Regions from separate parts of the Homo sapiens genome. Here region 1 is linked to region 2. Evidence: read pairs that join two places in POLR2A ChIA-PET (ENCODE). Cell type or tissue: PC-9. All regions are shown on one strand. Links, peaks and the distances in the headings refer to the core of each region. The heading gives the core; the rest is flanking DNA.

The links. Peaks named below come from ENCODE experiments on the same cell type or tissue, not always from the same donor. Only the 100,000 strongest peaks of a DNase experiment are listed, where the experiment ranks them.
Region 1: POLR2A ChIA-PET joins it to region 2 with 20 read pairs; 3 of 35 experiments call an interaction of 5 or more read pairs at or near these places.

Annotation. Positions count from the first base shown.
Region 1 is chr1:12,635,585-12,648,265 of GRCh38, forward strand. AADACL4 (arylacetamide deacetylase like 4) reads left to right here and starts at 8,501. Exons shown (of 4, transcript NM_001013630.2): 1 at 8,501-9,130. The coding sequence starts at 8,963. In PC-9, for the core only: no CTCF peak of the experiment used is centred there; no DNase peak of the experiment used is centred there.
Region 2 is chr1:12,245,102-12,256,339 of GRCh38, forward strand. It overlaps VPS13D (vacuolar protein sorting 13 homolog D), which reads left to right. Exons shown (of 70, transcript NM_015378.4): 6 at 4,122-4,238; 7 at 8,621-8,725; 8 at 11,232-11,238. Among named protein-coding and RNA genes, the nearest start is that of VPS13D, 21 kb to the left of the region's middle. RefSeq lists an enhancer at 4,367-5,358. In PC-9, for the core only: no CTCF peak of the experiment used is centred there; no DNase peak of the experiment used is centred there.

The DNA of each region.
Region 1 (12,681 bases), core at 2,871-10,870, 390 kb after region 2:
GGGCTTCTTGATAAGAGTCAGGGGTAGAGCTCTCAGAGGGAGGCTTGGCACCCCCTAAGTGCCCCTTGCCGGGCAGTGAGCCCCACACACTAGTTCTATCCTCCTGCAGGGGCACAAGGGGACATTAGAAAACCCAGCCTCAAGGTCTGGCTTGTCACAGCTAAGACAGGACCTCGGCTAGTCACGGGTTGTCAAGGCTGTCTTATGGGAAATGGTGCGGATGACTCCACCTCTATTACGTCTTTTTTTTTTTTTTTTTTTTGACGGAGTCTTGCTCTGTCCCCAGGCTGGAGTGCAGTGGTGCGATCTTGGCTCACTGCAACCTCCGCCTCCTGGGTTCAAGTGATTCTCCTGCCTCAGCCTCCTGAGTAGCTGGGACTACAGGCGTGTGCCACCACACCCGGCTAATTTTTGTATTTTTAGTAGAGACGGGATTTCACCATGTTGGCCAGGATAATCTCGATCTCTTGACCTTGTGATCCGCCTGCCTTGGTCTCCCAAAGTGCTGGGATTACAGGCGTGAGCCACCACACCCGGCCCCGTGATGTCATTTTTAACCCTGTTAGTTAGAGGGAAGGCGAATCTCACGGTGGCCAGACACAGCCCCTGGGGTGGGCTCCCTGGTTTAGAGTCCAGTTCTGCCACCCACTTGCTGTGTGCCCGTGGGCAAGTCACTTCACTTCTTCCTACCTTGGTTTCCTGCTGTAAAATGGGTACAGTGTCCATTACGCCACTACCCCTTCGTGTTTACTGACGCTTAGACCAGTGCTGGAAAATGCCACATGGTCATGAAATAGATGTCAGGCTCCTGACCAAGGTCATTCCTTTGAATTTGAAACCCAACCAAGTTTCTGCCTGAAAGGAAACTGCCTCTTCACCGCTGGCCCCCACCCTGCCTCCCAAGGGAAGCTTACACCCCAGGAAAGTCCTCTGGCTGAACATTGCTCAGCGGTTTACCAGCTAACGCTTCGGGAGGCTGGGGGGAGGTAGATGAGTACCTTGGCCCTTGCCCCTGCGTGCCTGGGTTTCTCCCACAGGAAGACAAACCCATCCTCCTGGTGTGAGTCCTCCCAGGCCTGGGATGGAAATGCTGCTTTGGCCCAAATATCAGGTCATATGGCCTGTTTTCTCAAGGGCTTCCCCCTTGAATTCTTGGAATTCTTGGCTAGCAGGGAGGGCTCCCAAGGGATCTGCTCCCAGGTCTGGGTTAGCTGGGCTGATTTACAGCATAGGGCACTGCCTGTGGCCTAGGGAATGGGATGGGGTGGGGAGAGGGCACTGAGGGTGGGGATTTCCACAGCTTGGTGAGGCCATGGGTGTTCTGGTGGGGGACCGGCCTCACCCCATCTTCCCCAGATAGCTTGGGGCTTCCTGGGGATGCCAAACACAGACAACTGCTGAGAAATGTTGGCTGTCACTCTTTCTCCCTCCTGCCCCTTCCAAGGTTGTGGACATAGCAGGATGGACTTTTTTTGCTGTAAGTGACAAAAGGGTAATTATGCGGTGAGCCGGCTGTGTGCTGGGTACAGGGAGGTTGATCTGCCACCCAGAACACCTTGTTTTTCCTCTCTGGACTCTGTTTTGGAACATTGGTTCAACCCCCCACCCCCCTCAGTTGTACTTTCTGTGTCTCCAGTTTTTAATTCCAGAAAGGCACAGCCTCCATAAGTTCAAGTCTGTCTGTCCATCCATCCATCTGTCAGACCTGATAAAAGAAAAACTTCAGCCAAATTAAATTTAAAGGAGTTTAATTGAGAAATGAATGATTCATGAATAAGGCAGCCCCCAGAATCATGGGAGATTCACAGAGACTCCAGTGGAGCCACGTGGTGGAAGAAGATTTCTTTTTTTTTTTTTTTTGAGATGGAGACTCCCTGTGACACCCAGACTGGAGTGCAATGGTGCCATCACTGTTCACTGCAATCTCCACCTCCCAGGTTCAAATGATTCTCCTGCCTCAGCCTCCCGAGTTGCTGAGACTACAGGTGCGTGCCACCACATCCAGCTAATTTTTGTATTTTTAGAAGAGACAAGGTTTCACCATATTGGCCAGGCTGGTCTCAAACTCCTGACCTCAAGTGATAAAAAAGCTCATCAACTAATTTTTTTTTTTTTTTTTTTTGAGATGGGGTCTCACTCTGTTGCCTAGGCTGGTCTCGAACTCCTAGGCTCAAACAATCCTGCCTCGGCCTCCCAAAGTGCCAGGATTACAGGCATGAGCCACCAATCTGGCCACGTGGTAGAAGATTTACAGACAAAAAAAAGGGAAGAGAGGTACAGAAATTGGCAGCGAGGTACCGAAACAGGATGGCCTTTGCCTTATTTGAACACAGTTTGAACACTTGGCAGGCTCTGAGTGGTTGAAGTTTGGCCGCTGGGATTGGCCAAGACTCAGTTATTGTTACAAGCGCATACTTCTATGTTAGGTTTTCAATCTTGTCTAACTATTAAGCTGGTTACAGTATGTCTACGGGGACTCAAATATGGAAGTATGGAGTCCTTCTCAGGCCATATTTAGTTTGCTTTAACAGACCTGAGAGGAGACAGGGCAGTGCTTGGGCTCTGGGCTGAGCCCTTCTACCTCTGGCTCTATGAATGTGGGCGAGTGAGTCTGGCATTCTGGGGCTTGGTATCCTCATCTGTGAAGTAGGGATCACGCCAGTACCTTCCTCTAGGGTGTTGCAGACATTGAACAAATTCCTACAGGTAAGGCACTTCACAGCTGTGCCTGGGCCATTGCAGACACTTAACCAATGTTGGACTTAGTTATTTTTGTTGCCGTTATTGTTACATTGGAATATGGGAACCTGTATGAAATTAACACACAGCCTCACACACTTGCTAGAAACCTCTTTCCCTTTGGGAATGATCTTGGGAAAGTGAGGCAATCTTGTAGAGTGTGAGTTTCATCTCCATGTGCTTACCTCAGAGGGCTGTTGGTAGGACACTGCTTGGCACACAAGGAGTCCTCAGTAAATGGCAACTATTTATTAGTTGAATTACTGCCTCGAGTACCTAGAGTGCTAGCCACAAGCAACCCCACCAGATGTGCCAAATAGCTCGTGCATCCTTACCTCTTCTGGGCTTTTGGAAATATCAGGATAATACCACATACCCCCATTGCTGTCCTCACAGATCCCTGAGGTCTAAAATCCCTCATCCAAGCCACATGGAGTGGAGGTCATGAGAAGGGAAGGGTTTGGGAGATTAGAACCTAAAGCTCATTAGAATTTTCCTTCTTTTCCTTTCTTTCTTTCTTTCTTTCTTTCTTTCTTTCTTTCTTTCTTTCTTTCTTTCTTTCTTTCTTCTTTCTTTCTTTCTTTCTTCTCTCTCTTTCTTTCTCTCTTTCTTCTTTCTCTTTTTCTTTCTTCTTTCTCCCTTCCTTCCTTCCTTCCTTCTCTCTGTCTTTCTTTTCTTTTCTTTTTTTTTTTTTTGAGACAGGATCTCTCTCTGTCACCCCAGGCTGTCATGCAGTGGTGTGATCACAGCTCACTGCAGCCTCAACCTCCCGGGCTCAAGTGATCCTTGCACCTCAGCCTCCCGAGTAGCTGGAACTACAGGCGTGTGCCACCATGCCCCACTGATTTTAAACATTTTTTTTTCTTGGAAATGGGGTCTCACTCTATTGCCCAGGCTGGTCTCAAACTTCTGGGTTCAAGTGATCCTCCTTCCTTGGCCTCCCAAAGTGCTGGGATTACAGGCATGAGTGCTTGGCCTACTGAATAATATTTTGTTGCATAGATGTGATAGTTAGTGCTAGCTATCAACTCGACTGGGTTAAGGAATACCTAGAAACCTGGTCAAGCATCATTTTTGGGTGTCTCTATGAGGGGGTTTCCATTGATTAGCATGTGAATCTGAGTGAACTAGGTGGGTAAGATCTGCCCTCAAGGTGGGCGGCCACCATCTAATCTGCTGGGGGTCCAGAGAGAATCAAAACAAAGAAAAGCCTAATGTGTTCATGTATCTGCTGGAGCTTGAATGTACTCTTCCTCTCTTATACTTGGACAGCAACTCCAGGCTCTCTGGCTTTTTAACTCTAGGACTTGCACCAGTGGTACCCCGTGCCCCCTGAGTTCTCAGGCATTTGGCCTTGGATAGAGAATTACACCATCAGCTTCCCTGGTTCTGAGGCCTTTGGACTTGGACTGATCCACGCTACCAGCATCCCAGGGTTTCCAGCTTGCAGTTGACCTGTTGTGGGACTTCTCAGCCTCCATAACTGTGTAAGCCAATTCCCCTAATAAATCCCCGCTTATAGCTCTCTCTCTATGTCCTATTGGTTTGATCTTTCTGGAGAACCCTGATACAATATATATACCACATTGTTTACCTGTTCACCGGTTGATGGACATTTGGATTGTCTCCACTTTTGGGGTATTATAAATAATGTTGCTCTGACCATTTATAGATAGGGTTTTGTGTAGACACATGTTTTCAATTCTCTTGTGTATATACCTAAAGTGGACTTGCTAGGTCATATGATAATTCTATGTTCAATAAATTTTGAGGAACTGCTAAAATCTTTCCAAAGTGGCTGCAGCATTTTACATTTTCACAAGGAATGTGAGTTCCAGTTTCTCCACATCCTTGACAATACTTGTTATTATCTGTCTTTTTTATTATAGCCATCGAGAAGTGTTCCCTTCTCTTCTGTTTTTAAGAAGAGTTTGTGAAGAATTGGAATGAATTCTTCTTTAAGTGTTTGGAATAATTTACCAGTGATGCCATCTCTTTGCATTGATCATAGTTGGAGTTTGTTGGAAATAAGAGCTTGGAGCTGCAAAGAAAACGAGCACTCAAACAAAAGATTTCTCGGCAAGGCAAATTTACTTCTGCAGAAGGGTGCTGCCTGCATCAGTCATGATCGCAAGTGCGCAAGGAACAAAGGAGACAAGGGTTTTTATCCCTAACACAGCTTCTGTTTCTGTGTCTTTTCCACATTGGCTGGAGTTGGACTGCACAATTTAAGCTAACCTGATTGGCTAAAACTTGAAATTTTTCCAAATAGGGTAGATGGGGAAGAAGGGGTAGGTGGTAAAACTTTTCCAAATATGGTAAACTGAAACTCTTAAACACATAACTTGTAAAGAAAGGAGGGGAGTGGGGGATTGTCCATTAAGGCATGTTTGGGCATGTTTAGGCACGGCAAGGATGGAAAGGCTTGTTTGGAGAACAAGAATTTATCCTTTCTAGCAATGTGAAAGGATGCTAGTCGCTAAAAGGAACAAGGAAGTTTGAAGAGGAACTGATTATTTCTGGCAGAGTTCATTTAGCTTCTTGGATATATAGAATAACATTTTTCAACAGATTTAGGAAGCTTTCAGTCGTTATTTCTTGGAATATTTTTATGTTCCTTTTTCTCACTTTTCTCCTTCTGGTACTCCCATTATATGTACATTGCTGCACCTAATGGTGCCCCACTTTTCCCTGAAATGCTGTTTATTTTTCCTCATTAATTTTCTTTGTCTTTCTGATTGCATCATTTCTATTGCTATACTCTCAGGTCTGTTGATTCTTTCTTCCAGCTGAAATCTACTGTTGGGCCCCCAAAGTGAATATTTCATTTTTGTTGTTATACCTTCCAATCCCATAATTTCAGTTTGCCCTTTAAAAAAATCATTGCTATTTCTTTACTGGTGTTTTCTATTTGATGAAACATTGTCATTATATTCTTCTTTTACTTCATTAAACATTATTTTCTTTAGTTCTTTGAACATATTTATAATAGCTGCTTTAAAGGCTTTGTTAACTCTGACATCTGGGCCCTCTCAAAGGCAACTTCTGTCACTGATGTTTTTTCTTTGTATAGGTTATACTTTTCTGTTTCTTTGCATGTCTCATTTTTTGTGGAAGATTAGAGATTTTGGATACTACATTGTAGCAACTCTGGATACTAATCCCTCCCCCCAGTTCTCCCTGAGCTTATCGCTTATGTTGTTTACTTATTTATTTGTTTGTTTTCTTTTTTGAGACAGGGTCTCACTCTGTTGCCCAGGCTGGAGTGCCATGGTGTGATCATAGCTCACTGCAGCCTTGACCTCCCCTGCTCAAGTGATCCTCCCACTTCAGCCACTCAAGTAGCTGGGACTACAAGCATGCACTATGTTTTTTTTTTTTTTTTTTAAGATGGAGTCTCGCTCTGTCACCCAGGCTGGAGTGCCGTGGCGCAATCTCAGCTCACTGCAAGCTCTGCCTCCTGGGTTCATACCATTCTCCTGCCTCAGCCTCCCGAGTAGCTGGGACTACAGGTGCCCACCACCACGCCTGGCTAATATTTTGTATTTTTAGTAGAGACGGGGTTGCACCATGTTAGCCAGGATGGTCTTGATCTCCTGACCTTGCCCGCCTTGGCCTCTCAAAGTGCTGGGATTACAGGCCTGAGCCACTGTGCCAGATGCACTATTTTTTTAATTTTTATTTTCATAGAAATGGGGTTTCACCATGTTGCCCAGGCTGGTGTTGAACTCCTGAGCTCAAATGATTCACTGCTTTAGCCTCCCAAAGTGCTGGGATTACAGGCACGAGCCCCTGTGTTCTGACCTTCTTTATTTGTTTAATGATGTGGATAAGCTATTTCAGTAAAGTCTATTTCCTTTGCAGTGTGCAGCTTCTAATATCACACCTCAGGTGGTGCAGCCTTGGTCCTGTGTACAGTCACCCTAAGAATGCAGTGTTTTCCACAGGGCTGTCTTGACTTTCTCCTTCCCTGATCTCTCTGTTAAGCTCTGTGCCTCTGTTGGTCTCACACCCAACTATTAGCCTCCACTAACTGCAGGCTAATTGTCCTACTGTTTTCAAAAATGCTCTGGGGGCAGTAATTGCGCTATCTGCTTTTCCAGGCCAAGCTCCTCCCGTGTGTGCTATCTTCAGGGGTATCCATAAACATGCTTAAGAAACCAAAAATTACATTATTTGTCATGAGTTTTAAAAAGATAATTACACCTGGCCGGGCATGGTGGCTCACACCTGTAATCCCAGCACTTTGGGAGGCTGAGATGGGTGGATCACGAGGTCTGGAGATCGAGACCATCCTGGCTGACGTGGTGAAACCCCGTCTCTACTAAAAATACAAAAAAATTAGCCGGGCGTGGTGGGGGGCGCCTGTAGTCCCAGTTACTCCGGAGGCTGAGGCAGGAGAATGGCGTGAACCTGGGAGGCGGAGCTTGCAGTGAGCTGAGATCACACCACTGCACTCCAGCCTGGGTGACAGAGCGAGACTCCATCTCAAAAAAAAAAACAAAAAACAAACAAACAAACAACAACGACAAAAGATAATTACACCTAGCCAGAATAGTGAATCTTATAACCCTCTAAGAGAAACCTAAGTAAACTCTTACAAAGATACAATGACGTAAAAACACAAAAATCTGCCATGCATATACTCACTGGGGTAAAGCCTCTTCTATAACTTTTGTTTTCTGAAACAAACCAAACAAACAAACAAAAAACCAAAAACCTAAAACATAAATAATAGGAATGAAAAAGGGGGTCTGCCTTCTAGTTCCAAGCTCCTGCAGCACTCGGAGGTTAATAACTTTCCCTTCCAGTCCCCTTGGGTGGTTTCACTTCAGAGTGCCTCCAGTAAAACACCTCCCTGTGAATAAATGGCTTTCCCTAGCACCCAAGGGAGCAGATTTTCAGCAAATTTGTTGAGTGTGTGTGTCAAGAGGAAGACACCAGTGAGTCCCCCTGGTGTAGCAGTTGAGCAACTTCTTTGCCAGTTCAGCAAATTCACACTATGCCCTTTCCAACAAGAGCTGGGTCTCATCCCTATGGGTGGAAACGGGGTCTTTCTTGGGTGCTCTATTTAAGCCCTAAGGGTAGTGGTATTTTCTTATATGTATAGTTTCTATATTCTCCCTTTTTTTTTTTTTTTTTTTTTTTTTTGAGACAGAGTCTCGTTCTGTTGCCCAGGCTGGAGTGCAGTAGTGCGATCTCGGCTCACTGCAACCTCCAGCTCCCAGGTTCAAGCGATTCTCCAGCTTCAGCCTCCCGAGTAGCTGGGATTACAGGCATGTGCCACCATGCCCGGCTAATTTTTGTAGTTTTGGTAGAGAGGGGGTTTCACCCTGTTGGCCAGGCTGGTCTTGAACTCCTGGCCTCAAGTGATCCTCCCAGCTCAGCCTCCCAAAGTGCTGAGATTACAGGTGGGATTACCACCGTGCTCGGCCCAAATTAAAATTTCTAAAATTTTCAGGCTCAAAGCCTATTTCCTGAAATGGTTCCAATCATTTCTTTCTCTCTTAGAAGAAAGTAACGTGGATAAAAATTGTCCCCAAACCAGCCCTTGGCACCATTTTTAGAGGCGGAATATGAGGCTGGATAAAGCCCAGTTTTGCCTGCAATGGCATTCCTGTCTCCCGTCCCAGGACCCCAGAAGATTATGACTACCAGAAAACACGCCAGTCTTTGCCCTGATCTGGCCAGAGGCCCAGAGGGTACATAGGCGGTGACAGAGTGAGACCTTGTTTCAAAAAACAAAACAAAACTGGGGTTAGGGAAGCTAGCTAGGGAGCTGGGGTGAGACGTGCTGTGCTCACCCTAACCACACTCTGACAAGGAAAGCTGGCGAAGTCTCTTATCTTACAGTTGAAAGATCAGGCCCTGGAGGCCTATATAACCCATATGAGATCTCTTTCTAGGGTTCCCAGGAGCCGAGGTGCCCATCTGAGCCTGATCTTCCTGAAATCTTTGGGAAGCTCACCTTCCAAGACTCCCCATGATGAGCAGTATTGATTTTTCTGGGTCCCCACATTGCTTAGGGAAATAGGTTCCTCCACCTCCCATTGGCCTTTTTGTGCTTACCCTGAGAAGCTGTGTCAGGCCACTGTGTCAGGTGTCAGGCTTAGCCCAGAGAGAGTGAGGTGGAGGAGGCGGAGGGTGTAACCCAGCCAGGTCCTCTTCACATAAGCTATCAGACAAGCTCCTCAGGGCAGCAGCTCCTCAAGGCCCCAGGAACATGGCTGTCCCCTGGCTAGTGCTACTCTTGGCATTGCCCATCTTTTTCCTGGGGGTCTTTGTCTGGGCTGTCTTTGAGCACTTCCTCACCACGGATATCCCTGCTACCTTGCAGCATCCTGCCAAGTTGAGATTCCTGCATTGCATATTCCTCTACCTGGTCACTTTGGTGAGTTTACTCTCAGGCCACGTCGTAACCTGGGGGCTTCTTCTCTTGTTCTCAGTACCTTACCCTCTTTTCCCTCTTTCACTTCCCTTCTGTCTCTCTCTCTTCGGACTCCCTCAAGATAGACTTGTCTCTTCTGTATCTGCTATTCTGTTTGCCTCTCTCTTCCCTCCCTCCGTTCCTTCCCCCTTCCCATAGCCTGCCTGCCTTTCTTCCTCTCTCCCTCCCTTCCTTCCCTCCTTCTCTCCCTCCTTTCCTTTCTTTTTTCCTTCTTTCCTTCCCTCCTTCCCTCTCCTTCCTCCTTCCCTCATTCTCTCCCTTCCTCCCTATCTCCTTCATTCCCTCCCTCCCTTCCTTCCTTCCCTCCTTCTCCGCTCCTTTCCTTCCTTTTTCCTTCTTTCTTTCTCTCCCTCCCTCCTTCCTTCCTCCTTCCCTCCTTCCTTCATTCTCTCTCTTCCTATCTCCTTCCTTCCCTCCCTCCTTCCTTTCTTCTTTCCCTTCTTCCTTCCTCCCTATCTCCTTTCTTCCTTCCCTCCTCCCTCCCTCCCTCCCTCCCTCCCTTCCTTCCTTGTTTCCTTCCTACCTTCCTTCCTTCCCTCCTTTTGTTCCGTTCTTCCTTCCTCTCTCCTGCTCTCTCTAACTCCCTTCCTTTCTTCCTTTAGCATCAAACATTTACCGAGTGCCAATCACTGGGCTCTTTTCTGAGAATTCAAAAACAATTTCAGACCCAGTTCCTGCCTTCCCCGGGCTTGTGGCCTGACAGCCCCTGCCCCTCCTTCAGCCGCGCACACTTTCACCCTCAGTGCACTGACTTACCTATAGGTTGTTTCTATTTTATTTTACTTTTTTGAGACGGGGTCTTGCTCTGTTGCCCAGGCTGGAGTGCAGTGGTGCAATCATGGCTCAGTGCAGCCTCAACCTCCTGGGCTCAAGCGATCCTTTCCATCTCAGCCTCCCAAGTAGCTGGGACTACAGGTGCGCACCACCATGCCCGGCTAATTTTTGTACTTTTGGTAGAGACAGGGTTTCGCTATGTTGCCCAGGCTGGTCTAGAACTCCTGGGCTCAAGCAATCTGCCCGCCTTGGCCTCCCAAAGTGTAGGGATTGCAGGTGTGAGCCACTGCACCTAGCTTCACAGGTGTTTTTTTCCTTATTCATCTCTGTAAGCCCAGTCCCACTCACAGAGCCTGGTATCTGGTAGGTGCTTACTTTTGTTGGTATACATGAATTTACCCAGCATTTCTGAGTGGCCGTGCCAGCCAGGCTCTGAGCAGGGCTTGGGGATTGGGGGTTTGGGGTGGACCAGCATGCACCCAGAGTTGCAGTGGATTTGGAAACAGTGGTGTGACATCTTGTTTGTGGCAGGCAACCTGAGTTAACCCCAATGTCCCAACCCTAGGTGGAGACCTTATAGAAGCCAAACAGCTCCTACTGATTCCAGGGCAGCTGTGGAGGAGGATGAGGAGGCCACGCTTAACTGACAGCAGGGCTTAGGAATAAGGAACAGAGACAGCAGCCGGACTGCCTGAGTGTGTGTCCCAGCTCTGTCACTCACTCGCTGTGCGGTCCTGCACCATTTACTTAACCTCTCTGTGTCTCAGTTTCCTCATCTGGGAGGGTTAATATGTCTAGAGATGTTTAGTGAATTCGTAAAATACATCTCTGTGCTGCTGGAAGTGTTCCCCATGGGTTACAAAAACATTTTCTAAAAGATCACTTTTAGAGACACCGACAAGTTCAGTGTGCAGTGGCATCAATGCCACTGACGCAAGGAGACAGGACAAGGATGTAGAAAGTACTCGTGTCCTCTCATTTGGAGAATGCAATCAGCCTGGAATTAGGCAGTCTCAAGCCAGTGGCTGCAATCCACATGGAGTTACTAGTTGGGTTAGAGCCCCAGGATTTAAAACGAGGGCCTAAGATGTTCAGGTGGCCCAGAGAAATGGAGATTTTTCTGTCAGTGTTTCTCCTCAAAAGTAGCCCACAAGCTAAACATCTACTGATGACAGCTGCTATGGGCTGTTCACAGGGGACTCTGAGATGGGTCTGCAGCCGCTGAAAGGGTGGATTCAGCTTGTGGCGTCCTCTCTCGATCCCTCCGGCACTGGGGCCTCCCAGGGCACACTGCCCATCATGGGGTGATGATGATGAGGATGAGGACATACAGTAGTGAATGTTCATTCGGTTCCAGAGGACAGATAGACAACACAGGAACAAGAAGTTTAGGGAGGACAAGGAAAAAGCTAAAAAGAGTCTATGGCCAGGAAATCAAGAGCTTTGTTTCGGTATCAGACCACCCTCTGAGCCCTGAAGCCCTCACTTACTCGTTTTGTGGACTCATGTTTTTGTGCCTTTATTTTCTTCTCTGAAAAGTGAGGATTTTTTTTTTTTTTTTTTTCTGAGACAGGGTCTCACTCTGTCACCCAGGCAGGAGTGCAGTGGCGTGAACACGGCTCACTGCAGCCTCCACCTCCTGGGTTCAAGTGATCCTCCCACCTCAGCCTCCCATGTAGCTCGGACCACAGGCGTGCACCTTCACATCACGCCTGGCTAATTTTTTGATATTTTGTACAGATGGGGTCTTGCTACGTTGCCAAGGCTGATCTTAAACTCCTGGATTCAAGCAATCCTCCTGCCTTGGCCTCCCAAAGTGCTAGGATTACAGGCATGAACCACTGTGCACGGCCCTGGGGAGGCTTTTTATAGGGTGACATGGGGATTAAATGAGAAAAGCACTGAAAATGCACAGCACCAGTGCTGGGTGCTTAGAAAGTCTCGATAAAAGTCAATTATTCATAGTATGCTTATCAAGTCCCTGAAGGCAAAGATGTAGCATTTCTTGAAATTATTATAGATTTAAAAGTTGCTATGAATGATTTCAGCCTTACTAAAATATATAAACAGTAATATAACAAACACTATTGCTTTTCTTTTTCTTTCTTTCTTTCTTTTTTTTTTTTTGAGACAGTCTCAGTCTCTTACCATGTAGGCTGAAGTGCAGTGGCACAATCATGGCTTACTGCAGCCTCGACCTCCTGGGCTCAGGTGATCCTCCCACTTCAGCGTCCTGAGTAGCTAAGACTATAGGCGCCTGCCACCATGCCCAGATAACTTTTTTGTATTTTTTGTAGAGACCAGGTTTTGCCATGTTGCCTAGGCTGGTCTTGAACTCCTGGGCTCAAGAGATCCGCCTGCCTTGGCCTCCCAAACTGTTAGGATTACAGACATGAGCCACTGTGCCCAGCCACTATCGCTTTTCTGTTTTTGTTTTTGAGATGGAGTCTTGCTCTGTCACCCAGGCTGGAGTGCAGTTGTGCAATCTCAGCTCACTGCACTGCAACCTCTGCCTCCCAGGTTCAAGCGATTCTCCTGCCTCAGCCTCCCGAGTAGCTGGGACTACAGGTGCGTGCCACCACGCCTGGCTAATTTTTTGTATTTTTAGTAGAGATGGGGTTTCACCATGTTAGCCAGGATGGTCTTGATCTCCTGACCTTGTGATCCGCCTGCCTCGGCCTCCCAAAGTGCTGGGATTGCAGGCATGAGCCACCGCAGCC
Region 2 (11,238 bases), core at 2,264-10,263:
TTGCTGGTGTATCTGGTGGCAATTTGACGAGTTACAGGACTGGGGCTGTTGACCTTGCCCATGTTTTCTACTTCAATTATACTTTTGTTTCATCCTCAAAAACTTGATCAGGGTCCCACTAATTTTCGTGAATGTTTTAAGAGTTTGTCCATACTTACTACCTCTAGAAGTTTCTTGCAGTGCCAATGTGACAGAGGCCAAATGTGTTCAATGTATGTCATGTTCCCAAAAATTACAGTCTGAGGTTTTTGATTTCGTAACTTTCCTTTGACAAACAAATTTATAAAATATTAGTCATTATTTTCATTTTATCTTAGTTTAAGTAGTTTTATTGAGATATAGTTCTTATGCCAGAAAGTTCAGTCTTTTAAAGTGTACAATTTAATGTTTTTTAGTATATTTACAAGGTTGTGCGTTGGTCACCACTAAATAATTCCAGAACATTTTTATCATCCCAACAGGTAGTCACTGCCAAAGCTGGGCTTCGTGGCATGTACCTGTAATCCCAGCTACTTGGGAGGCTGGGGCAAGAGGATGACTTGAGCCGAGGAGTTGGGCTGCAAGGCTGTAGTGAGCTATAATAGTGCCCCTGCACCCCATTCTGGGCAACAGACCAAAACCCTGTATCTTAAAAAAAAAATAATAATTTAAAAAAGTAGTCATTGCCAATTCCCCTCTGCCTTCAGCCCCTGTCAATCACTAATCTACTTTCTTTCTAGATTTGCCTATTGTAGACATTTCATCTAAATGGAATCATGTAATATATAGCCTGGCCATTTTCACTTGACATAATGTTTTCAAGGGTCATCTGTGTAGTAGCATGTGTCAGCACTTTATTCCTTTTTATGACTGAATCATATATTCCATTGTATGGATTGTCAAAGATTAAACAAAGCTGGACCTCAGAGCAATGAAAACAGATTTTACTCTGTAACTACTGACAGTAGAGGAAAGAGCTGAGCTCCAGGCTGACTTGTGTGGAGGTAGCTGGGCCTTTTAAAGAGAGCTTGAGGGTGCAGGGAGGTGGAGTGAGTGGGTACTCAAGTGAAAAATTACAAGGCGTTGGTCGCTGTGAATGTCATTAGGCTAACTGTGTCCGCTGGCAGTGATCAAAGTTAGGATTCTATCCTCCCTCAGACTGGGAGATTGAGCCTTACCCTTCCTGATGATTACATTTCAAAGGAGTGGCTTTCAGGTCCTTAAGAAAGACACTCCTGAGCTGTAGGAGATACAGGTCGAGTATCCCAAATCTGAAAATCTGAAATCCTCCAAAGTTTGAAACTTTTTGAGTGCCCACATGATACTCAAAGGAAATGCTCATTGGAGCATTTTGGAGTTTGGATTTTTGGATTTGGGATACTCAGCCAGTTAAGTATAATGCAAATATTTCAAAATCCCCCCCAAAAATGAAATCCGGAACACTTCTTGTCCCAAGCCTTTCAGATAAGGGATACGTGACCTGTACATATACATCTCTCAGAGAAATGTCACAGTTGAATTGCTCTGCAAACCTATAAACCCTTTTCAGTAAACGTGCTATAAGAAAGGAAGGTCAGGGGCCTGTGTCAGGTGTTGTCTGGAATAAAGGGTACGTTCTTTTGATAGTCCTGAGCTTTACCAGGCAAGAACTCAGTAGAGGACTGTGTTGTCCCCAGGGACATGGCCTCGGGCTGCCAGAAGCCATATTAAAGTTTGGTCAAGTCTCTTTGGAATGGAATGTTCTTGCTGAGAGTCCTTGCGTTTCTCAGGACATACGACATTTTGTTTATTCATTCATGAGTTGCTGGACATTTGGGTTGGTTCTCCTTTTTGCTATTACGAATAATATTGCTGTAAACATTTGTGTATAGGGTTTTGGGTGAACATGTTTTCAGTTGTCTCAAATAGATATCTTGGAGTAGAATTGAGGAATTATGGGGTAACTCTGTTTACTTTTTGAGGAACTACCAAACTGTTTTCCAAAGAGGCTGCACTATTTTACGATATCACCAGCAATGTATGAGCATTTTGTTTCTCCATATCCTCATCAACATTTATTATTGATTATGGGGCTGGGCACGCCTGTAATCCCAGCACTTTGGGAGGCCAAGGCAGGCGGATTGCTTGAGGTCAGGAGATCGAGACCAGCCTGGTGAAACCCCGTCTCTGCTAAAAATACAAAATTAGCTAGACATGGTGGCATGTGCGTGTCGTCCCAGCTACTTGGTGGGGAGGCTGAGGCAGGAAAGTCGCTTGAACCCGGGAGACGGAGGTTGCAGTGAGCCAAGATCACACCATTGCACTCCAGCCTGGGCGACAAAGCGAGACTCCATCTCAAAAAAAAAAAAAGCCTGCAGAAATGGTGAGATAGCATTCTCTCTAACACCATTCAGGACAGAAAGAAAAAAATTAAAAAAAACCCAAAAAAAACCCAAAAAAAACAAAAACAAAAAGCAAACATTTATTATTCATTGTGTACTAGTGGGTGTGAAATGATGATCTTGCTATGATTTCGATTTGCATTTTCTTAATGGCGAAGGATACTGAATATTTTTCCGTGTATTTACTGGCCACTTGTGTATCTTTTTTTTGGAGAAATGTCTATTTGAATCCTTTGCCACAATTTTTTTTTTTTTTTTTTGAGACGGAGTCTCCCTCTGTTGCTCAGGCTGGAATGTGGTGGCGTGATCTCGGCTCACTGCAACCTCCGCCTCCCGGATTCAAGCGATTCTCCTGGCTCAGCCTCACGAGTAGCTGGGATTACAGGCCTGCGCTATCATGCCTGGCTAAGTTTTGTATTTTTGTATTTTTTTTTTTTTTTTGAGACAGTGTTGCTCTGTTGCCCAGGCTGGAGTGCAGTGCAGTGGCGTGATCCCGGCTCACTGCAAACTCCGCCTCCCGGGTTCATGCCATTCTCCTGCCTCAGCCTCCCAAGTAGCTGAGACTACAGGTGCCTGCCACCACGCCCCGCTAATTTTTTGTGTTTTTAATAGAGACGGGGTTTCACCATGTTGGCCAGTCTGGTCTCTAACTCCTGACCTCAGGTGATCCGACTGCCTCGGCCTCCCAAAGTGCTGGGATTACAGGCATGATCCACCGTGCCTGGCCATCCTTTGCCTATTTTACAAATCAGTTTATCTTTTTATTGTTGAGTTATAAGAGCTCTCTATATATTCTGAATACCAGATTCTTATCAGATTTGCAAGTACTTTCTCCCATTCTGTGGATTGTCTTTTTACTTTCTGTTATTATTATTATTATTATTATTATTGTTATTATTAAGACATAATCTCACTCCGTTGCCTAGGCTGGAGTGCAGTGGCACCATCATACCTTACTGCAGCCTCCATCTCATGGGCTCAAACAATCCTCCTGCCTCAGCCTCCTGAGTAGCTGAGACTGCAGGCTCGTGCCACCATACCTGGCTATTTAAAAAAAATTTTTAGTAGAAGTGAGGTCTTGCTATGTTGCCTAGGCTGGTCTCTAACTCTTGGGTTCAAGTAATATTCCTGCCTCAGCTTCCCAGAGTGCTGGGATTATAGGCATGAATCACTGTGCTCAACCTGTTATTATTTTTTAATTCATTGAAGCAGAGTGCCTTTCCTGTAGCCCACTTACAGGGAGGGGCTAGGGGAAATACATATATACATACATAGTTTATGTGCCTTGCTGGTTTCCTTGGTCCAGATGTGGGGACATAGAGGCAAGATGAAGATATCAACAGAGCAAGAGGAACAATTGTCTGTATACAATGGCTTTGCTTTCTTTAATTGCTTTTTTTTAAGGTGTCTTCTGAAATGATTTAATGAAAGTATTGGAGCTCTTTTGGTAAAACTAATCACAAAGTAACATTCAAGAGAGTTATGATAACATAATATAACATAACATAATATAACATATTATAACATAACATAACAAGAGAGTTATTATAACTCCCTTAGGAACTTATAGGACACTGGATATGTGTGTGTTGTGTTTGTATAAAGTGCCTGGTGTGGTTTCCTTTAGTGGCTCAAGGGCAGTTTGACCCCTAACTATAGTATTTCACCTACAGCAGTTATCTAAATGCTTTTTCTTTTTTCTTTTCTTTGGAACACTATTCTGCAGGTGCATCAGCTGCTTTTTCTTTTTTCTCTTTGCAGTTAAAAATTCAAGATGTCCATTTACGCTTTGAAGATGGTGTCACCAATCCCTCCCATCCTTTTGCTTTTGGCATCTGCATTAAGAATGTGTCCATGCAAAATGCTGTGAATGAGCCTGTGAGTATGAAATGTGATGACAAAGCAGGAAGAAAGCCATGCTCTAGGAATCTGGGGCTCTGCCTTTTGCCATTTTGTGTTATGTAAATGAATCACATTCTTTTCCATTGCCTTCTGTGATAGGCATGGGTGTCTCTTGTGTATTTGCAACAAATCAAATTTGCTGAAATAGGGAAACAGGTAATTTTCTCTGACCTTTGGTTATATCACTTTCATTTTATACATGAAGAAACTGAGGGGCAGAAAGGATTTTATTTTTGATTTTTTTCTCGTGTTATGTACACTCCCTGGGTAAACTCACTGTGTTTCATAGTTGTAGCTACCACCTGGGAATATTTGATGATGGCTTCCACATCTTGAACTCCATTCTCCACCCTTTGACCTTCATATTCGTGGTTTTCTTAAAACTACTGCTTGTCTCAAAACACACTCTGTTTCTTCACACTCTACACAAAAAACAACACTTTTGACACCAGACGTGTGAGGATTTTCCCCCACACGCCAAGCAGTTCTCCACATATCAACTCAGTGTCCTATAGTTCAAGTCAATTCTGACACTAATGGGTTACTGCAGACCCCGCTGGGTAAGGGCTTAGTCCCATAGGACCGCCTCCCACTTCAGATGCCAGTCACAAGGCCCAGGTTGTGACCGGTGCTTCTGACTAGAAGTTGGAGTTCCCACAGTTCCCCTCCTCAGGTTTGGTAATTTGCTAGGATGGCTCACAGAACTCAGGGAAACACTTTACTTACATTTGCTGGTTTATAATAAACGGTGTTATGAGGATACAGGTGAATATCTAGATAAAGAGGGCCACACCCCCCTCCAGTGTTCAGCAACCTGGAAGCTCAGCAGATCTCATGGTTCAAAGTTTTTATGCAGCTTAATCTCCAGCCCCATCACCCAGAGGTCAGTGAGTGGTGCTGAAAGGCCCAACCCTCTAATTACTTGATCTTTCTGTGATGAGCCCCATCTTGAGCCTGTCTAGGGACCCCAACAAAAGTCACTTAATTAGCATATACTGGGGTGTGATCATGAGGCTTTTTATGAACAACAATGACACTCCTGTCAGGAACTTCCAAGGGTTTTAGGAATTCTGTGCCAGGAACCAGGGAAAAAGACCAAATATATTTCATGTATGCCACAGCTTGTCATAACTAGAATGATCCTGTGTATTCCATCTGCCCATTTTGTCCCCTAAATGACGTATTTTTCTTTATTCCCTAACGTTACTGAATGTAAAAACCAACAATAACAGTTTTGAGCCCTTTTATATGGCAGGCACTGTTCTTAGCACTTTCCATGATTTAACTCATTTAATTCTCCTTGATTTTCACCACTGCTGTTATCCTAATAACCCTACTGAGGACACTACGGCACGAGAGGCGGAGTGAAAAGTGGAGCCAGGTCTTGAACCTGGGTGGACCAGCTCTAAGTTAGGGCTTGGCACACTGGCCGGTGGCCGAGTCTGGTTCCCCATCTGTTTTTGTAAATAAAGGTTTATTAGATCCCAGCCATGCTCATTAGTGTTGTCCACGGTGGAGTAGTGTAGTTGCAGCAGAGACTGCATGGCCTGCAGAGCCTAAGCTGTTGACTCTGCCATGCTCATTAGTGTTGTCCACGGTGGAGTAGTGTAGTTGCAGCAGAGACTGCATGGCCTGCAGAGCCTAAGCTGTTGACTCTGCCATGCTCATTAGTGTTGTCCACGGTGGAGTAGTGTAGTTGCAGCAGAGACTGCATGGCCTGCAGAGCCTAAGCTGTTGACTCTGCCATGCTCATTAGTGTTGTCCACGGTGGAGTAGTGTAGTTGCAGCAGAGACTGCATGGCCTGCAGAGCCTAAGCTGTTGACTCTGTGGCCCTTTATGGAAGAGCGTGCCATCCCTGCTCCTCACCCTGTGCTCCTGCCTGCCACACTGATCTCTAGAAGCTGTGTGCTCCTCCTTTCACTTCTTATGCTTCAGTTTCCATATCTAGTTATTCACAGTGTCGTGCTACTTTTTCTGACAAAGCATCTCAAACATAGCTCTTCCTGTCCATCCTCATATGACCGTCACCTTGCAGGATGCTGTCAGGTTTTACCTGGACTAATGAAATTCCCTGTTCTGTGATCTCCAGGATCTTTCCATTTGTCCTATACCAATGCTTTCCAGTGTTTTCCATGTCAGGACCCACACAGTAAAAAGATAGTATTTGTACAGTACACCGGGGCAAATGGCTGTGGCTGCTTGGGGCTGGAAGCGGCCAGCTGAGAGTAACCACGTTTCTAAGATGTAACTTGATCCCATACACTGGCTCATACTTGAGACACTCATAACTTTTTTTTTCCTGGCACACTGAAGGGAAAGCCCTACTTTACACTGTCACCAGACTTCTTTTTCTGAAACATACCTGATTGTGGTATCTGCCTGCATCAAAACGTTCAGCAGCTCCGCATCACCTAAGGCCTGAAGTCCAAACACCTTAGCATGGCATAAACTTCCTTTCCTAATGGATTTGATAACCAGGGCAGCCCTAACACATTGCCACAAACCAGATGGCTTAAAGCAACATAAATTTATTCTCTAGACGAGAGGTCTGAAGTCAAGGGGTTGTGGCTGATCAGTCCCTTCTGGAGGCTCTGAGGGAGAAACCGTCCCATGCGTCTCTCCTTGTCTAGTGGCTGCTGACGGTCATTGAGATTGCTCAGCTTGCAGGTGCTTCACGCAGCCTCTGCCTCCGTCTTCATGTGGCCTTCTCCTTGTGTCCTTTTTCTTCTTGTAAGGACAATACTCGTTAGATTAGGGCCTCCACTAAACCAGTATGACCTCTTAATTTGATTACATCTGCAAAGACCTAATTTTCGAATAAGGTTACATACACGCTTCTGTGTGGTTATGACTTTGTTTTGGGAAGGGAAGACACTATTCAACCTAGTGTATCTAGTAACATTCCAAGCTACTTTTCTCAACTCTTAGCTAACTCCTCATCCCAAATATGTATTCATCCACATGTACCAATACTGCCCCCACCGCACACATCCAGTGTTCCAGTTGTACAGACAGACTCACTGTTCCCTGAAGATATCAGGCCTTTTGTACGGTCACCCTTCCATATCCTCAGGTTCCATATCCATGGATTCCACCAACAGAGGATCGGAAAATACTCCCCCACTGGCTGGGTGCAGTGGCTCACGCCTGTAATCCCAGCACTTTGGGAGGCCGAGGCGGGCAGATCGCCTGAGTTCAGGAGTTCAAGACCAGTCTGGGAAACATGATGAAACCCCATCTCTATTAAAAATAAAAAAATTAGCCAGGCATGGTGGCATATACCTGTAGTCCCAGCTACTTGGGAGGCTGAGGCAGGAGAATCGCTTGAACCTGGGAAGTGAAGGTTGCAGTGAGCTGAGATCATGCCACTGCACTCCAGCCTGGGTGACAGAGTGAGATTCTGTCTCCAAAAAAAAAAAAAAACAAGAGAAGAAAATATTCCCCCTCCCCCTAAAAAACAAACAATAAAAAGAAAAATATAACAACAAAAAATAATATAAAAAAAAATTCAGGACTGGGCGTGGTGGCTCATGCCTGTAATCCCAGCACTTTGGGAGGCCGAGACGGGTGGATCACCTGAGGTCAGGAGTTCAAGACCAGCCTGGCCAACATGGAAAAACCCTGTCTCTACTAAAAATACAAAGTTAGCCGGGCATGGTGATGCATGCCTGTAATCCCAGCTATTCGGGAGGCTGAGGCAGGAGAATCACTTGAACCTGGGAGGTGGGGGTTGCGGTGAGCCGAGATCGTGCCGTTGTACTCCAGCCTGGGCAACAAGATCGAAACTCCATCTCAAAAAAAAAAAAAAAAATTCTGTATAACAATGATTTACATAGCATTTATGTTGTATTAGTTATTATAAGTAATCTAGAGATGATTTAAAGTGTACAGGGAGGATATATGGGTAGGTTATACGCAAATACTATGCCTTTTTAAGAGACTTGAGCATTTGCAGATTTTTGTATCTTTGAGGTTCCTGGAACCAACTCCCTGCTGATACTGAGGGAGGACTGTATGGTTGACCCAGCCCTTTCCTCCTACCCGACCATTTGCCTGAAACTTATATATCTTTCGACACTCATTTGCACAGTGACGTTTTCTTGTTTGCTCATAGCATCGTATAGATTCTTCTTCTGCTTCCCTCTGTGTCATTAAAATTATGTATTTGCCTGTTTGTATCGCCAGTTAGCTAGATTTTGAACTCTGTAAGAGCAGAAGCATGTTTTAATTGAGTTATATGTCCACAGCACCTTGCAAAGTACCTGACACATGATTCTTTACAAATGGTTTGTTGAATGAATGACATTCACGAATAAAGACAGTCATCCTATTTTCTTCTTTGTCTTTTTTACCTCAGGTACAGAAACTAATGCGGAAAAAGCAATTAGACGTAGCAGAATTTAGCATCTATTGGGATGTCGATTGCACTTTACTGGGGGATTTGCCTCAGATGGAGTTACAGGTACGATTTCGGCAGGGAGATTTGTTGCAAGACAGCATGGAAGGGAAGCGGCGTAGGGTCACTGCCACGGGGGCTTTTGTCTCTTGCCTCTCTGATTCCAGTTCCCACCCACTGTTCCTCTAAAGCCATTCACTCTCAAGTGTGTTTGCTTGAGGTACTTGCTATGTATGTGACTTCGAACAATATATAGTGCTTTGTTTTATGTATGTTTTAAATTTATACTAGACTATAGTTTTCTTTGGTTTATTTTATTCAGTGAAAGCTATGTTTTTAAGATGTTGCTGTTTGTACTTCCAATTCATTGCTCTGACCACTGCATAGTATTCCACCGTTTGCATGTTCACGTAACATACTTACACATCGAGATGTTTTCCATCATTTATTTATTTATTTTTGTAGAGATGGGGTCTCACTCTGTTGTCCATGCTGGTCTCAAACTCTTGTGCTCAAGCAATCCTCCTGCTTTGGCCTCCCAAAGTGCTGGGATTATAGGCATGAGCCCCCACACCCGGCCTAGGCATCCAGATTTTAAATGAACAGAGCACCAGGACTGAATCTTAAAGAGGAACTTTCTTACCACATTTATGTTTAAACTTCACCTTTGGTGGCATTCCCTTAAGTGATATTTAAAAAGTCATAAATCATCAGATATATTATTGTTTGTGAAGGATTAAAAAAATCTCAATCTTTTTTTTTTTTTTTTTTTTTTTTTTTTGAGATGGAGTCTCGCTCTGTCACCCAGGCTGGAGTGCAGTGGCGTAATCTTGGCTCACTGAGATCTTTGCCTCCCAGATGGAAGCAATTCTCCTGCCTCAGCCTCCCAAATAGCTGGGTTTACTGGTGCCCACCAACATGCCCAGCTAATGTTTGTATTTTTAGTAGAGATGGGGTTTCGCCATATTGGCCAGGCCGGCTGGTCTCGAACTCCTGACCTCAAGTGATCCACCCGCCTTGGCCTCCGAAAGTGCTGGGATTACAGGTGTGAGCTACCACACCCGGCCAGTTTAATCCTTCTGTAAATAATTTGTAGGTGGTTTAAGTGAAACGGGGGAAAATAACTCATTTTTTTCCTCCACCCAGGGTTATCTTTCACTTGGATACTATTGTACATGATGGCTTTCTTCTTTTTTTTTTTTTGAGACGGCATCTCGCTCGGTTGCCCGGGCTGGAGTGCAGTGGCACGATCTTGGCTCACTGCAACCTCCACCTCCCGGGTTCAAGTGATTCTCCTGCCTCAGCCTCCTGAGTAGCTGGGATTACAGGTGCATGCCACCACGCCCAGCTAATTTTTGTATTTTTAGTAGAGACGAGGTTTCGCCATGTTGGCCAGGCTGGTCTTGAACTCCTGACCTCAGGTGATACACCTGCCTCGGCTTCACAAAGTGCTGGGATTACAGGCGTGAGTCACCATGCCCGGCAGGTTTTTGTTTTAATTCGATTACATAAACCTGTATCCATACAGTAAAACAATATGCAGCTATAAATAATAAAGGTAAAGATCTTTATGATGAGTATGTAACAGTCTCTAACATATAGTATGAAGTTAAACAAACTAAGGTAAAAACAGCATATATAGCATTTATTTAAGAAAACAGAAAATTACAGGTTTATCTGCATATGTACAGAATGGCTTGGGTGGGAGACATAAGAAGCTGATGTCGTTGGTTGCCTCTGAGGAGGTAAGTGGGTGGCTGGGGGATGAGACTAGGAAAGAGATATTTGACCTTTTTTTTTTCCTTTAAAATTTTAAACGATGTGAGTGTATTACCTATTAAGAAATATAAAGGTTGGGCGTGGTGGCTCACGCCTGTAATCCCAGCACTTGGGAGACTGAGGTGGGCGGATCACAAGGTCAGGAGATCGAGACCATCCTGGCCAACATGGTGAAACCCCATCTGTACTAAAAATAAAAAAATTAGCTGGGCATGGGGGTGCATGCCTATAATCCCAGCTACTCGAGAGGCAGAAGTAGGAAAATTGCTTAAACCGGGGAGTCGGAGGTTGCAGTGAGCCGAGATTGCATCACTGCACTCCAGCCTGGCAACAGAGCAAGACTCGTCTCAAAAAAAAAAAAAAAGAAAGAAAAAAGAAATATAAATAATAATAAATTAAAAATACTAGAGAGTTTTATAACCCAGTTTTATAGTGTTTTTGGATTTTGATATAATACACTATTGATTAGATAACATACCAACATGTAACTTGATCCTAAAAACATTTGCTGTTGGCCAGGCACAGTGACTCATGCCTGTAATCTCAGCACTTTGGGAGGTGGGAGGATCACTTGAGCCTTGGGGTTCAAGACCAGACAGGGCAATATAGTGAGATCCTGTCCCTATATAAAAAGAATAAAAATGAATAAAAACAAAACAGACAAAAATATTTGCCGCTGTGACACAGCCTATGGCTGAGCTCCACTGTTTGTCATAAAACCCCAACATTGTAAAAGAGTGACTACCAGAAGGAAAGCCATTCGGAGCAGAGCAGGTGTTCTTGTGACACACAGGAGGCCA